Linked DNA regions of Homo sapiens: region 1 is linked to region 2. Evidence: read pairs that join two places in POLR2A ChIA-PET (ENCODE). Cell type or tissue: OCI-LY7. All regions are shown on one strand.

Region 1 (2,500 bases), 60 kb after region 2:
GACCACTGTGGACACACACTTCAAGTGCATCACCTCAGCAGCACTGGTCCTGAGAACTCTGGGGAGATGGCAGGCAGTCCTCTGGCTTCCAGGGTCTACTCATACGCTAAGCTCAAGATTGCTGGAGCTCTGAAGGGGCTCTGTGCCACACTGCGGGCTCCTTCCACTGTTTCGGGCATAGCACTGAACCCCGAAGAAAGTTCCAGGCCTAGTTCTGGAACCTCTAGCACATCCCTGAATTTCTCAGAGCTTCAGTTTCTTCCACTGCTCTGCCAAGGGAAGGGAGTCACCTCGTCACCAAGGCATCGTCCAGGTCTGACACTCCATGACTGTGATTCCATTTGGTTTCTTTAAATCCCATTTTTACTTCTTGCTTTAGCACTAAAGCAAACTCCAGGCACTAAACTCAGGAGATGGGCCCATCTCTTTTGCCCCAAGTCCTAACACTCCAGAAAAGGCATCTGGAGCAGTCTGTTCCTTCTGATGCAAAATAAATCCACTGACACTCATCCTCCCTGGGCACCCAGGCCCAGAGCCCAGAGAACAGGCGGCTGCCTAGAGGCATCAAGGCCACCAGCCTCTTTCCCCCTCCACTGCCCTTTAAGTCCTTCCCTGGGCTTGGCTGAGGAGGCAGCAGGGAAAAGAGGCACAACTGCAGGAGAAAGGAGGAGGGCGGGTGGACGTGGCCAGACCCAGGAGGCTGCAGGGAGCTGGGACTCAGCACAGCAGCCTGGGAACTCCACTTTCAGCCTCGGCTAAAACCCCATGCCCAGAGTTCCTCAAAAAGCCCCTCAAGTCCCTCAAAGGCCCCAAAACATGCTGGGTGCTGAAGACAATGGCCTGCAAGCTTCACATGAGAAACTGAGACCCTCTGTCCCCACTCTTCCAGCAAGTTGAGGCCATTTTCTAGGAATGGTGAAGTCAAAGAAGCTGCTCTTTTCACATTACTCAGAAACACGCACTACCCCCAATCACAGATGCCAGCCATGCACAGGGGCCCGTTCTGAAGGCAGGGGCAGGTGCACCAGCCCAGGAGCCCAGAGAAACTACAGCCAGCGCTGCCTCGGCTTAGGGAACCTGCGGCCGGCTTCCTGGGTACAGCCATCGTAGGAAAGAGGGCCTTTCCTCAGCCAGCATCCCTGCCCCTTCCTCCACCACCTTCCCTCTGTGGGACTGCTCCCAGGCAGACCTGGGGCCTCAGCCAGCATGGGCAGGAACTCCCAGAGGACACGGGAAGGACTCCTGAGGTGCGGACTGGAGGTATGGGCGCCTTGCAGCACAGGGCCTAAGAGGAGAGAAGCAGCTCAGCCTCCCCAGGTGGAAGGAGGCACCCCTTTCCTTCCAGGACAGCAACCTGTTGGTTTGTCCCAGGCCTGGTCAGGTGGGGCGAGGCTGCTCCTGGCGAACTAGGGACTCCTCTGCCCAAGCCCCTTCTCAGGGGAGGAGACCGGCATCCTACACACCCATGTCCACCATCCATGAACATTTACTGATCTCTCAGTAAGTCCCAGACCCTGTGCTAGGGTCCCTGCGATCACGAGCTCATAGACCAGATAAGCGCAGAGAAAGTTGTAATTAAACTACCCAATGCAGAACAATGACCAGCCCAGGTCAGGATACAGACCCAGGGCCATGGCTTAAGCAGCAGAGGGCCTGGGGCGTGGGCGGGGGTGCAGGGGAGGGAAAGGTCCAGAGAGAGGGTGTGACCCTGCAGGTCCGGCATAGCCAGGCATGAGGGCACTCCAGGTGGGAATGTGCCGCCCCAACCCCGGGCACCCCCCGGGGAATCCGGCGCCCGGTGACACAGGCCGCCCTCTTTGAGGGCCTGGATTGAGGAAGTTGGGGTCAGAGCTCCAGACTGGAGTCCCTCTTGCTGAATTCCCCTTCCAGACATCAGAGGCAAAGAGGAACCCTCATTCAGAGACCACCTGCACCAGCGCTTCCGGGCTGGGTCAGAAAAACAGGTCGTCCTCGCCGCCCGCGCCGGCGCCTGCAGCAGGTTCCTCTTCTGGGAGCCAGCACGCAGCCAGAGCTCCAGGGAGGGGGGTGCACCCCGGGGGTGGGACCCACGGGGCGGGGCCAGGCGACACCTCGCCCACTGCCGTGACTATGCCCAGCCCCAGCCAAAGCCCGCCCACTGCCGCAGCATGCCACGCCCCCTCCCGGCCCGCCTCGCAGGGTCATGTTCAAGGTCCTGCCCACCGCTCCTCCCACAATCCAGCCTCAGGGAGGGCCTCCAGGCTCACCTTCCCAGCCTCATTCCGCACAGCTTGCTACTCTCCACACGCACCGCCTCCCGTCTCCAGGCATACCAGCCGACCTGTTGGTCGCCTCTTTTCAAGTCCCCCTCATTGCTTAAGACCTTTCATCATTCCTAGGCCTGTGTATAATCTTTCTCTCTTTTACACCCCCCGCCCCTACCCTGGCAATCAGGGCACACATCGAATCCTGCCGGCTACTTTAACAGCTTCAGGCAGACCCCCATGGTTTCCTCCCGGCG
Region 2 (2,500 bases):
ACCATGGGGTAAAGAGTGTCGGGATAAAAAGCCAACACATTTTATGAAGGCACAGCAGAAGAGAAAGAACCCAGATCTCTAAAGACATTGTTCAGTGGATGAACACATACCCCCGGCTGCTAACCTCCATACATGGTGTTCCATGAGAAAAATAAAGCTCAATGTTTTAACCAGTGCTGGTCAGGTTTTCAGTTACTTATAGAAGAACCCATCCTAATTGATACAATATAGAAGCATCATTAGTGAATTTAATTTTCTTCAAATGGGTGCAGACTGGACAGTGCCCTGCACTTTGCTTTCTTCACTCAGCATGCACCTTTGCAATGTTTCCCATACCCATTCACGTAGGCCTAGCTCATTCTCAGCTGCTTCAGTTTTCTGCTGCACAGAACACATTATAAATAAAGCTGACATCCTACCAATGCACATTTTTATTGGTTGCTTCCAATTTTATCCTACTAAAACGAAGGCCACAAGAAGCATCTCTGTATCTACAACTTAGTGCACTTGTTTCTCTCTGTACAGTAATTTGTGGAAGAGGCAGGCCAGAGACCTCGCCCCTGGCCCCTGTCTTTGTCCCCTGCTCACTCCACGGACTGGGCACACTGAACCCTCCTTGGGTCTCCTGGGCCCACCATTGCCAAGGGCTCACATCTTGATTCCCCTTTTTCTCTACTCACTCTGCTGCCCATCCTGAACACTAGGACATCTACTACCTTGGCCAGAGCCTTGGGTTCCCCTAACCTACATCTCAGTTTGGGTAAGTGGCCTTGAGCTTCTTCCTCGGGGACTGAAACTAAGGCTTGCTCTCATCTGGCTCTCCCTGCAGCCCACTGCTGTCACCCAACCTCACCCCAGCACCTGGGTCTGCTCCCCAGCCCTGCACCATCCACCCCTTTCCAGAACCTGCCCCTTCCTGTTCAGATGAACAGGCCCACATCAGGCCGACTGCCAGGCAAGCTCCCACAGGAAACAGAACAAGCAGCCACACCCCACCTATAACCAGGCTCTGGCCCTGGTTTCAGCACCTGCAACCCACCCCAGAAATTCACACCAGAAACCCAACCTCACAGCCCAACCAAAATCCCATTTGCCACCAGAAGCTGACAAATGCCATTGCTGGGTAGAGGGACACACCAAGATGGAGGTCAGATATCTAAGAACACGCAAAACAGGCATGCAGATTTATGTACCAGCGAAAGCAGATGCATGGAACATTCCATCAGATCTGACTGGTTTATGCTCACCAGCCTGTGCCCAGCCAGCCAGGGCATGCTAAGAGCTGAAACACGCAGGGGAATGCTGTCAGCACAGATGTGCAGGTGACATTTTCAGGGTAAAATCCTGTCTTCTAGGGCAAAAAGCCATCTTCTCTGGCTGGCAGATTCGCAAGGCTGCTTGCATCCAGGCCACAGCCTGCAGTTCCCCCTCCAGCTCACTCCTCTTCACTCATCCCCACCAGCCAGCTACACCCAGGTCTTAGGGAACATCCAGAAGGCAGCGTCCTCTGAGACCACCTGGTCCAGTCCTCTGATTTTACAGATAAGAAAACTGAGGTCCAAAGAGGTCAAAAAAGTCACCCAGTTGCTTTGTGACAGGGCCAGGGACACAAACACTAAAGCCACCTTCATTGAGCACCTCCTCCTATGCTCCCAACTCTCCTTTGAGATATGTAGCATCGCTCCCTTTTCATTGATCAGAAATTGGAGGTTGATAGAGGTCAAGGAACTAGCTCCAGATCACACAGCTGGTGAGGAGCAGAGCTTGGGTACAAACCAGCCAGACAACCCTCCATCCAGGACTCCATCTGCCCCAGCTTTACTAAGGAGGCTTACATCCCCATGACACCACTCCTAGGACAAGAATGAAAACTGTGGGTAAGAGAGGAAGAGAGTGTATGCATTCACCAAAGGGAGGGTTATTATTAAGCAATGAAAATGCGAAAATAGTGTCTAAAACAGAATCTTGCAGGTGTTCAGCCATCTCCTTAAGCAAGGAAGTGCTCACAAAACAATGGATGGGAGCACATCAAAGGGACAATGGGGCCAAGCATGAGGCTCACGCCCCGTGGAATCCCAGCACTTTGGGAGGCTGAGGCAGGAAAATCACTTGAGCTCAGGAGTTCAAGACCAGCCTGGGCAACATAGTGAGACTTCTCCTCTACATAAAATCAAAAAAATCAGGCAAGCATGGTAGCACATGCCTATAGTCCCACCTACTAGGGATGCTGAGGTGGGAGGACCACTTGAGCCTGGGAATTCGAGGAGGCTGCAGTGAGCTATGATCTCACCATTATACTCCAACCTGGGCCACAAGAGTAAGACTCTGTCTCAAAAAAAAAAAAAAAAAGGAGGGGGGGCACCCAGATCCCGAAAAAGCTCCCAATGGCCAAAGTTGGAAGAGTATGAGCAACAAACTACTATTGGATTATAACCCAGAGAATACAATAAGTACCTATGAGCCAACATCGATATAAATAAATGATTGAACAAATAACAGG

Evidence for each region. Peaks named below come from ENCODE experiments on the same cell type or tissue, not always from the same donor. Only the 100,000 strongest peaks of a DNase experiment are listed, where the experiment ranks them.
Region 1: POLR2A ChIA-PET joins it to region 2 with 24 read pairs; 5 of 35 experiments call an interaction of 5 or more read pairs at or near these places.

What each region holds. Positions count from the first base shown.
Region 1 is chr2:8,581,789-8,584,288 of GRCh38, forward strand. LINC01814 (long intergenic non-protein coding RNA 1814) reads right to left here and starts at 2,004. Exons shown (of 6, transcript NR_110257.1): 1 at 1,929-2,004. RefSeq lists a silencer at 1,895-2,264 and an enhancer at 1,942-2,500. In OCI-LY7, no CTCF peak of the experiment used is centred here; DNase peaks (open chromatin) are centred at 1,043, 1,293, 1,553 and 2,023; H3K4me3 peaks cover 2,336 bases; H3K27ac peaks cover 2,500 bases.
Region 2 is chr2:8,521,898-8,524,397 of GRCh38, forward strand. No RefSeq gene overlaps it. Among named protein-coding and RNA genes, the nearest start is that of LINC01814, 61 kb to the right of the region's middle. In OCI-LY7, no CTCF peak of the experiment used is centred here; DNase peaks (open chromatin) are centred at 954 and 1,264; H3K4me3 peaks cover 2,338 bases; H3K27ac peaks cover 2,500 bases.